Linked DNA regions of Homo sapiens: region 1 is linked to region 2. A link is a contact called in ENCODE Hi-C or POLR2A ChIA-PET data. All regions are on one chromosome and are shown on one strand. The core of a region is the stretch at or near the end of the contact, and the rest is flanking DNA. Distances in the headings are between cores, read along the strand shown.

Region 1 (5,267 bases), core at 2,517-5,016, 130 kb before region 2:
AGATAGAGGTGGTGGTTGTACCTATTACTAATATACTAATGTACTAAATACCATTATATTATTCTCTTTAAAGTGGTTAGGCTAGGCCGGGTGTGGTGGCTCACGCCTGTAATCCCAGCACTGTGGGAGGCCAAGGTGGGTGGATCACCTGAGGTCAGGAGTTTGATTGAGACTAGCCTGGCCAACATGGTGAAACCCTATCTCTATTAAAAATACAAAAATTGGCCAGATGTGGTGGTGGGCGCCTGTAATCCCAGCTACTTGGGAGGCTGAGGCAGGAGAATCACATGAACCCAAGAGGCGGAGGTTGCAGTGAGCCAAGATCGCGCCATTGCACTCCAGCCTGGGCAATAAGAGCGAAACTCTGTCTCAAAAATAAATAAATAAATAAATACAATAAAGTGGTTAGGCAAGGCATGGTGGCACCCTGGGAGGCTAAGGCAGCAGGATCACTTGAGCCAAGGAGTTTGAGACCAACCTGGGTATCATAGTGAGACCCCATCACTACAAAAAATAAAAAGTTAGCTGAATGTGGTGGCGCATGCCTGTAGTCCCAACTACTCAGGAGGCTGAGGCAAGAGGACCATTTGCCCAGAAGTTCGAGGTTGCAGTGAGCTGTGATCATACCACTGCACTCCAGCCTGGACCGCAACTCAAAAAAAAAAAAAGGTTAATTTTATGTTGCATGAATTTCAATTTTTAAAAAATAGTTGATTACTTATGTACACTTTTCTGCATGTAAGTAATACTTAAGTTTGGAAAACTTTGGTGTAGTAGAAATAGCATGAGATTTGCCAAGCATTTTGCTGGCTATTAAACATATCTAATCTCATAATATACATTAAGCACAGCCATTGTGGGGGTGGCAGACAGTATGACCCAGATAAATATTAGTCCCCTTGCACAACTCAAAGCTTTCATACTCTAAAATTGTCCATGTCCCGGAGGCCCTGATTTCTTTCTTTCCATTTTTTTTTTTTTTTTTTTGAGACAGAGTTTCACTCTTGTTGCCCAGGCTGGGTTCAATGGCGTGATCTCGGCTCACTGCAGCCTCCGCCTCTCGGGTTCAAGTGATTCTCCTGCCTCAGCTTTCTGAGTAGCTGGGATTACAGGCATGCACCACCACGCCCAGCTAATTTTGTATTTTTGGTAGAGACAGGGTTTCTCCATGTTGGTCAGGCTGGTCTCGAACTCCCGACCTCAGGTGATCCACCCACCTTGGCCTCGCAAAGTGCTGGGATTACAGGCGTGAGCCACTGCACCCGGCTCCTTTTTTTTTTGTTGTTGTTGTTGAGATGGAGTCTTGTTCTGTTGCCCAGGCTGGAGTGCAGTGGCGCGATCTCGGCTTACTGCAACCTCCGCCTCCCAGGTTCAAGCAATTCTCCTGCCTCAGCCTCCCAAGTAGTTGGGACTACAGGTGTGTGCCACCACACCCGGCTAATTTTTGTATTTTTAGTAGAGACGGGGTTTCGCCATGTTGGTCAGGCTGGTCTCTAACCCCTGACCTCGTGATCCACCCACCTAGGCCTCCCATAGTGCTGGGATAACAGGCATGAGCCACCGCGCCCAGCTCCTTTTTTTTTTTTTTTGAGACGGAGTCTCACTCTGTCACCCAGGCTGGAGTCCAGTGGCGAGATCTCAGCTTATCGCAACCTCCACCTCCCGGGTTCAAGCGATTCTCCTGCCTCAGCCTCCCGAGAAGCTGGGATTACAGGCTCCTGCCACCACACCTGGCTAATTTTTGTCTTTTAAGTGGAGACGAGGTTTCACCATGTTGGCCAGGCTGGTCTCAAACTCCTGACCTCAGATGATCCAACTGCCTCGGCCTCCCAAGTGCTGGGATTACAGCTGTGAGCCACTGCGCCCAGCCAGAGACCTTGATTTCTTACCATACCTGCTGTCTGTAGAGCACCATGTAGCACTCAGCTACACTCCCTCTTCATGAGTGGTACTATTTAAATGCCTCAGGTTAAACATCTAGAGATTAGGGATCTTTTCTTACACTTCCTTGTATTTTATTTATTTATTTTTTTGTTTGAGACAGAATCTTGCTCCATCACCCAGTGGATTCTCCTGCCTCAGCCTCCCAAGTAGCTGGGATTACAGGCGCATACCACCACACCCAGCTAATTTTTAAAATTTTTTAGTAGAAATGGGGTTTCACCACGTTGGCCATTCTGGTCTCCAGCTTCTGGTCTAAAGTGATCCACCCACCTCAGCCTCCCGAATTGCTGGGATTACAGGCGTGAGCCACCGAGTCTGGCCTCTTACACTTCCAATGAACCCCATAGCTTGTAGCACATTGCTTTGTGTGGTAAGTGTCTCTATTCATGGTCCTAGCAGGAAATGAATAGCACAGTGAAATTAGGATAATTTGGGGGAGAGTTTAATAAAGTGATAATTACAAAGAAGTAGGCAGGGTGTAGGGAAATCAGAAAGAATAGTGCAGTGCCTTAGTACCCACAGCTCTGTTGTGATCACCTCCAAGCTCAAAAAGATGAGGACAGAGCAGTCGTGTAGAGAGGACTTTCTTTTTTTTTTTTTCTTTTCTTTTTTTTTTTTTTTTTTTTTGAGATGGAGTCTTGCTCTGTCGCCCAGGCTGGAGTGCAGTGGCGCGATCTCGGCTCACTGCAAGCTCTGCCTCCCGGGTTCACGCCATTCTTCTGCCTCAGCCTCCTGAGCAGCTGTGACTACAAGCGCCCGCCACCGCGCCCGGCTAATTTTTTTTGTATTTTTAGTAGAGACGGGGTTTCACCGTGGTCTCGATCTCCTGACCTCGTGATCCACCCGCCTCGGCCTCCCAAACTGCTGGGATTACAGGCGTGAGCCACCGCGCCCGGCGAGAGGACTTTCTCAATAAAAACTGTGACTTTCATTGATACCGTCCATTTGGGACAACTTACTGAAGCAGAAAGCAGGGTGGAGACTGAATTCAAGGGAAAACATAAGATGTCTGGTACAGCATACAACAGCATTGATTCAGAGGAGGGTGGGAGTACTGAGCCCAGGAGACGGAGAAGGAATGTAAAGCCTGCGAGAGGCTGCTCAGCAATTATCTGGTCCCTTAGCCTACAGGATTAGCAGCTTCCTAACTCAGGCAATTATCTCTCTGGACCTGTTTCTTCTATCTATAAGTTGATGGAATTAGTCTAATGATATCTAAGGTCCCTACTATGTGTACGTCTACTGTGACAAGGTCCTTAGCTGCATGATCTTTAATTCTGACAAAGGTTACTATCACAAATATTTTAACATGTTTATTCTCGTGGTTACTAATCAACAATCTCTGGCACTATTACAACAAACCTTTCAGTATTTACAGAGAAGTTATTTGCCATTCTTAGCAACTGGCCAGTCAACAACTCAACTTTATAGTAAGTTACAGAATTTATTCTGTATATTGTATTCTGTACAATGTATTCCATACATTAATTTATTTTGTGGTAAAACAGTAACTTTTCATTTTAGATGGGAAAACTAGACGAGCTGAGATTCAACCCACGTGAGCGGCTGCAGAGCCGCTACCCTTAACAGCTCTCTCTCGGGATTCTAACATTCCCTTCTGTGACGGAGAGACAGCAGGCCGGGACACGCATCCCAGGACGGATCCACAGCTGGATGGGGAAGGCTGCGCCAGGCGGGCCGGAAGCCTGGCGGTGGCGTGCAGGAGCCCCGCCCTCCTGGGCTGGATTCAGCCGGGGGCGGGGCCGCGGGCGGGGCCTGTGGCAGCGGGAATCCCGACCCCGCCCCTTTCCCCACCCCTCCATTTCTCGCCATGGCCCCTGCACTGCTCCTGATCCCTGCTGCCCTCGCCTCTTTCATCCTGGCCTTTGGCACCGGAGTGGAGTTCGTGCGCTTTACCTCCCTTCGGCCACTTCTTGGAGGGATCCCGGAGTCTGGTGGTCCGGGTGAGCGGGAGGGATCGAGGATGAACTGGGAGGAGGAAGGTGGAGCCGTAGGAGAGGGATTGAGGGCGGGGCTTGGAAACAAATGACAGGGGAAGTCCAAGAGAGGGAACTCGAACCTTGAAAGCGGCCGAGAAGCTACAGGGGAGGGAGACCTGAGTTCTAAATTAGGAACTCAAGGATTAGAGTTTTGGAGAGGCGGGAGAGTGAGGACTGAGGGAGCCGAAAAGGGCGGTGACCGGAGTATTCTAAGTAAAGTGTTTTGTAGAGAGGACTGTTGAGAGGAGAGTGTTAAAAAGAAGGAGCATTTGGAGAACCGAAGTAAGAGGGGCAATCCAGCGTGGCCTCTCCAGCCATGCTTTTTGCAACTGCCTAACATGTGGTGTTCTATAAATCCTCTTCCCCAGGTTTGCAGGAGGCCTAGGGAAGAGGGCAGAAACTAGGGATGGAAAAGTGAGATGGGCACAGCCTAGAGAGGAAGCATTAAGGCTCTTGAAAGCAGTAAGGGACATGGCCTGGGGATCCAAGAGGAGATGAGGGTGGGGGAAACATTCTGCCACTGTTTCGATCTTTTGTCTCTTTTTCCCTCAACTTCCTGTAGATGCCCGCCAGGGATGGCTGGCTGCCCTGCAGGACCGCAGCATCCTTGCCCCCCTGGCATGGGATCTGGGGCTCCTGCTTCTATTTGTTGGGCAGCACAGCCTCATGGCAGCTGAAAGAGTGAAGGCATGGACATCCCGGTACTTTGGGGTCCTTCAGAGGTCACTGTATGTGGCCTGCACTGCCCTGGCCTTGCAGGTATGAGGCCCTGGCCTTGCAGGTATGAAATCCTGGCAGTTGAGTCCCCAAGGGAGACCAAGTGTGGGAGGGGTGCCGTGGATTGGAGGGGCAAAATATGGGTTCAGGAGGAGAATTGAGGAACTAATCTCAGCTTCCATTCCTCCACAGCACATATCCTACTTTTTATCAAGAAGGGTGTACTTGTCCTTCCCTAAGCACAAGATATGCTTCTCACCTCTGCAACTTTGTTTATGTCCTGCTTGAGATCCCTTCTCTTCAGTCCTACCCTTTCTTCAAAACCACTTCCCTAGGTCTGAAGAGAAGGCCTTGTCTGTCTTTTCACTGGGTGGTTGGCACAGGCTACTACTTTGCGTAGCTATCAGGTCACCCCATCTATTCTATAAGTTCTCAGGGTAGAGACAGGCCATCCTTACATCTTTGGGACCTCACCCAGCACGCACCCTCCACATGGTGAATATTTGGTGGTGATGCTTAGGAGAGAGGTGGGGGAGAGTTGCAGGCTAGCCTGTGGTGGGGGCAGATCTGGGTCTGGGTCTCCCAAGGTCGGGCAGACTAGGCCAC
Region 2 (5,101 bases), core at 1,486-3,985:
TGTATTTTTAGTAGAGACAGGGGTTTCACCATGTTGGTCAGGCTGGTCTTGAACTGCTGACCTCGTGATTCGCCCGCCTCGGCCTCCCAAAGTGCTGGGATTACAGGCGTGAGCCACTGTACCCAGCCGCAAATTTATATTTTCTAACGGAGTTCAATTTATCAATCTTTCCTTTATGGTTAGTGTGTATACGTGCATTTCTTGTCTGTTTAAGAACTCTTAGCTACTCTTAGAAAATACATTTACTTTCTAGAATAATTATTCTCTTACCTTTTATACTTAGATCTACAGTCCATTTGAAATAGATCTTTGTATATGATTATGAGTGCAAGGTGAAATTCCATTTTTTTCACATGAATATCCAATTGATCCAATATCATTTATTGAAAAGACCAACTTTTCAGTTCCATCTTCATCATAAATGAAGTGTCCACACATGTATGGGCCTGTTATTGGACTCTTCGGGACATAAGTCCTATTGACTTATGTCTATCATTGTTTCCAAACTGCATCGTTGTAACTATTGTAGCTTTATAGTAAGTCTTTTTTTCTTCTTGTATTTAGAGACAGGATCTCACTATGTTGCCCAGAGTGGCCTCAAAAACTCCTGGGCTCAAAGGATCCTCGCACCTCAGCCTCCTGAGTAACTGGGACTACAGGCGTGTGCCACCATGCCCAGCTTACAAATCTTGATATTCATAGTAAGCCCTCCCACTTCAAGATTGTCTTGATAGTCGCCTTGATATTTTGCATTTCCCTATAATAATGTGTATTTCCACAAAAACATTATGGGTGTTCTGACTTGGAATGCATGAAATCTGTTTATCAATTTGGGAAGAAGTGACATTTTTACAACATTGAGTTTTTAAATCAGCAAATATACAACTTCTCTCCATTCATTTAGGGATGGAATCCCTGATCTTTTATTTTTAAGTCCTTCCTGGGTTTTATCCCCTCCCTTGCTGTCTTCTCTACGACCTAATACAAGGATCAGGGCCCCTTCCTCCTCACCTGACTTAGGGTCGCCAGGTTTTCCATTGGCCATGGGGGGAGGGCCCAGAAGGCTGGGTGGTCCTAAGAGCAGACATGAAAATATGGTCATCAGAATGGATTAAAGGACTGATGATTCTGTTCTTAGGTGTTTTTCTTGTATTACTTATTTCTTAATTCAACCAGTAAAGTCAGGTATATTTTCAGCAGTCTTGGGAGTTCTCACCCCATCTATCTGCCCTTTTTTCTGCAAAGCTGTTTCAGGGTTTGCAAAAAGTAGATATTCAATCAAAGGGGATAATGCAGGAAAAGATACTGACAACTTTTTTTCTTCACCGTACCGTCGCTATCCAAAACAACCTAAGTGTCTCCAGACATGAACCAATCCCTCACCTTAACTGCTGGCCAGAGGACTAGTTTAGAGAAAGCTGCACCTGTACCTTTTCAGTCAAAGTCTGGATACAAACTGTCATCCCAGTCATCGCAATCTGCAACATCTCTACTACCCCTTTCCCCTACTGTTCTGCGGCTGCGCAAAAGAGCTCTTTATTCTCTCCACCCCCGCCTTCTCCAGAAAGGTCTGGGGCCGTATTGAGGTTGATGGTTCCAGTAAGAGAACTCCTGGTTCAAGGCTCCATTTGGGAGAGCCCCACTTCCATCCCTCCCCAGCGCGTGCGCCCTTCCTCCTTCCGTTACAGCCCCCTCCTTCGCACCTTATTAGCCCCTAGCCCCTTGCCCGGACGGGCTTGACAGGCATGTGCACATCCCTCCCAGACCCCTCACCGATGGGACTCCCATCCTCCTCATCTCCAGTCTCTTCCCGCTCGGGCAGCGGGGGCTGCTGCTGTGTCGGTGGCTGGTGATGATTCTGCTTCTTTCGTTTCGGCATCGTGTCTGCGGCAATGGCTGCAGCGGGATTTGGAGGGTAGTGAGGAAGGGGCACGCGGGGATTCTGTTTCCGCTTCCGGGGGGTCGGTGGGCAGCAATGCTGAGGCTCCCGCCATTCCACTTCCGGAAGGTTGCGGAGAACATCTGCGGCGGCCGCATTCCGGAGCCAACTGCCTCCCTCCGTCTCTGCCAGGCATGGCGGCAACCTCACACCTTCCCTTTGCTGCGTTTCTATAAATGCTTTGAAAAAATTACTCTTTTCTTCCCTCGCTGGAAAACACCACAACCAGCTCCTCAGAGTGTGTCACAGAGTCAACAGGCTCTCGGGCCAGAGGGCCTGAGAAGAGGACTGTCGCACCGTAAGATCGCCACATCCGGTCCTCGGTTACTATGGTAACAGCTGCAGGCACAACTTCGTGCCCTTTGACCTCCCCCCAAAAGTCCTTGTCCCGCTTGGGTTTCCCTTCTCGCCCGCTTTTGCACTTATGATCTGTAAACCTGCTCCTTATCATCGTTCCCACAAGGAATTTGGGTCCCAACAGGTCGGCACCCAGGACTCTCAGACCGCCGCCCTCCCCTAAAGACCTCTGACCGTGCCCCCGGTGTAGTCCAGCAACCTGGACGCAGTCTCGGCTTTCCACTAAGGTCAAGCCCGGGGCTTTGTAGTATAGCCTCAGCGTGTCCACGCCCCCTCTCCCCTAGGTAGTAGGCCCCGCCCTCCGCTCCGCCGCCCCCTCCAGGTGAGTGGTAGGTTCTCCCGGGAGCGCAAGGTAGTGATGACACGCGCCCCCCCTCCTCCGAACGCGAGTTGGTAGCGTCCGTGACGGAGTTAGCCTGGTCCTCCCACGCGCGCCTCCTTCCTCGCCGCCGGGGCGCCCTCTCGGTGCCACTGGCTCTCACGTGCCAGTAGCCCACCCCGCATCATCCTCTCGCCTCGCTCCTGGAGGGAAGTGACTATATCTCCCCCGTCCGCCTTCCATCGCCGCCGCGGCGGTAATTCTGTCGGGCCCGCCCGCTGACGTCACCTGCTAGCCCCGCCTCCTCTAGGGTCCCGGGCCCCTGCGGCGGGGGCTGCCCCGGGGGGCAGTCAGTTGAGGCGGCGGGAGCTCGGCGGAGGGCGGGCCAGGTGACTGGTCCGGGCCATGCCGAGGAAGAAGCCATTCAGCGTGAAGCAGAAGAAGAAGCAGTTGCAGGACAAACGGGAGCGGAAGAGAGGTCAGTGCGGGAGCGGGAGGAGGGGGCGGGGCTCGGGCTTCCGCACATCTGGAAGGAGGGGTGTGCCCGCTGCACCTCTGGGGATCGTGGGAGGGGGTCGTGGGACCGCGTCAACCCTCGCGGCCTATCGCGGAGGGGATCCCCCACCCCCCCTACATCTGGAAGGGGTGGGGAAGGATGGAGAGTTGGGGGAGGGGAATCCCTCCAGCTAGCACGGGGCGCCGTCCCCACTGCTCCCTGAAGGAGTGACTCCCCCCACGCACATCCGGGAGGGTCCCAAATAGGGTGTCTGGGAGGACTGAACATCGGAAGAAGTTGAGTGGGATGAAAGGGAGTCAGGCCGATGGGGGAGAGGGTCTTATGGCCCCTGAGAGCTGGCCAGCACTGGCGTCACCGGCCCCTCCCCGCAGGGCTTCAAGATGGGCTGCGCTCCAGTTCCAACAGCCGCAGCGGGAGCCGGGAGCGGCGAGAGGAACAGACCGACACCTCGGACGGGGAGTCTGTGACCCATCATATCCGCAGGCTTAACCAGCAGCCTTCTCAGGGGCTGGGTCCACGAGGCTACGACCCAAATCGGTGAGGGTGGGAGGGGGCGCTGGTCCCGGCTTTCCCGCCTACCCGGAAGTCAGAGCTTTGGGGGAAAGCGGGCTGCTACTGGTGAAGACGGTGGGCCTGGGATGCCACAGTTCTCCGCTAGCCACTCGGCTCCCCACAGCGGGCCACAGTCTTCCTTTCCAGAGGGGCTGGAGAGAGTTGGGCTTTTAGAAGGAGAAGGCTGAGTATTGCCTGAAAGAAGGACTTGGGGGAAGTCTGACTTGAGAGAGGAGACTTGAACGACTCTGGAGAGAATGGTTTGCGAAGTTGATTGTACAAGAGGGGAGAAAATAGGAGTTTGTGGCCACAGGATTGCTCTGGATGTCTCGGTCCCTGTTCCCTTAGATACCGACTGCATTTTGAGAGAGACAGCAGGGAGGAGGTAGAGAGGAGAAAGAGAGCAGCCCGGGAGCAAGTTCTACAGCCGGTCAGTGCTGAGTTGTTGGAGCTGGACATCCGGGAGGTGTATCAGCCTGGCTCAGGTGAGTGAGAGCAAGACAGGCATTGGGCTGGGGAAGGAGTTTGGAAAGGTAAAAGCCGACTGTGAGGAAGGAGGGGTCTGGGATGTACTCTTGAATCCTGAAGATTTCCTCACACTTGGACTTTTTCCTGAATTCCCAGTTCTGGACTTTCCTCGACGTCCTCCTTGGAGCTATGAGATGTCCAAGGAGCAACTAATGAGCCAAGAGGAACGGAGCTTCCAAGACTATCTTGGGAAGATTCATGGGGCTTACTCCTCTGAGAAACTCAGCTACTTTGAGCACAATCTGGAGGTGACAGTGTACTCTAGGGACAGGAGTGGGGCATAGTGACCTATGGTCAAATTGGTTTGGGATCAGGCTGGAGAGGGACTCTGTTTTCAGTTTCTCTTCCTGATCCTGTCTTTTTAGACATGGAGGCAGCTGTGGCGGGTGTTAGAGATGTCTGACATCGTCCTGCTTATCACTGATATCCGACATCCAGTGAGTACTAGGGATAAGGGTGGGCAAGGAGGAGGGAGAAAGGTTTTTCAGGGGCAAAGGTCAGAGGCAAGAGTTGGGAGACAGAGAGGTATCTATCTTCCTGTCTTTCTAATCTCTACCTAGTGCTGATGTCCGCAGTTAGGAACTCAGTTTTTTATTCTCTTATAGCCTGTCATTCCTCCCTTGGCCAGCTCACTCTTCTCTTCAAAACAGCCATGTCCTGTCCTTTAGCTCATCACAGACCAATAGAAAATCCAAGTGTTGGAGCTCCAGGGATTCTATGAATGCAGCTGGGGACTTCCTCCTGCCCAGCCCAAAGATGCCCTTTCTTCCTTATCTCATTTCTCTAGCACTGCCACATCAGTTGCTACAGAACCCACCTGGAATGCTAGAGTAGTAGTTAAGGCTGTAGACTGCTGCTGGACTGCCCTGTGTGAATCCTAGCTCTGCAA

The links. Hi-C counts contacts between places; a loop is a spot of excess contacts on that map. ChIA-PET counts read pairs that join two places held with the same protein, here RNA polymerase II (POLR2A). Pooled maps may share reads with other maps.
Region 1: a pooled map shows a loop between it and region 2 (3-fold over the local background). The contact joins the promoter of NRM here to the promoter of GNL1 in region 2. A Hi-C loop is called at or near these places in 6 of 168 maps with a recorded cell type or tissue (CD8-positive, alpha-beta T cell, ascending aorta, endometrial microvascular endothelial cells and 2 more), 16 of 37 single-sample maps with no recorded cell type and 22 of 50 pooled maps. POLR2A ChIA-PET finds 5 or more read pairs at or near these places in 7 of 52 experiments (CD4-positive, alpha-beta memory T cell, CD8-positive, alpha-beta memory T cell, GM12878 and 4 more).

Annotation. Positions count from the first base shown.
Region 1 is chr6:30,689,483-30,694,749 of GRCh38, reverse strand. It overlaps NRM (nurim), which reads left to right and starts at 3,766. Exons shown (of 4, transcript NM_001384369.1): 1 at 3,766-3,908; 2 at 4,507-4,703. The coding sequence starts at 3,776.
Region 2 is chr6:30,554,123-30,559,223 of GRCh38, reverse strand. It overlaps GNL1 (G protein nucleolar 1 (putative)), which reads left to right and starts at 2,735. Exons shown (of 12, transcript NM_005275.5): 1 at 2,735-3,093; 2 at 3,504-3,669; 3 at 4,033-4,169; 4 at 4,309-4,460; 5 at 4,578-4,649. The coding sequence starts at 3,021. It overlaps PRR3 (proline rich 3), which reads right to left and starts at 1,929. Exons shown (of 4, transcript NM_025263.4): 1 at 1,774-1,929; 2 at 1,012-1,074. The coding sequence starts at 1,879. RefSeq lists enhancers at 1,762-2,326, 2,327-2,891, 2,892-3,457.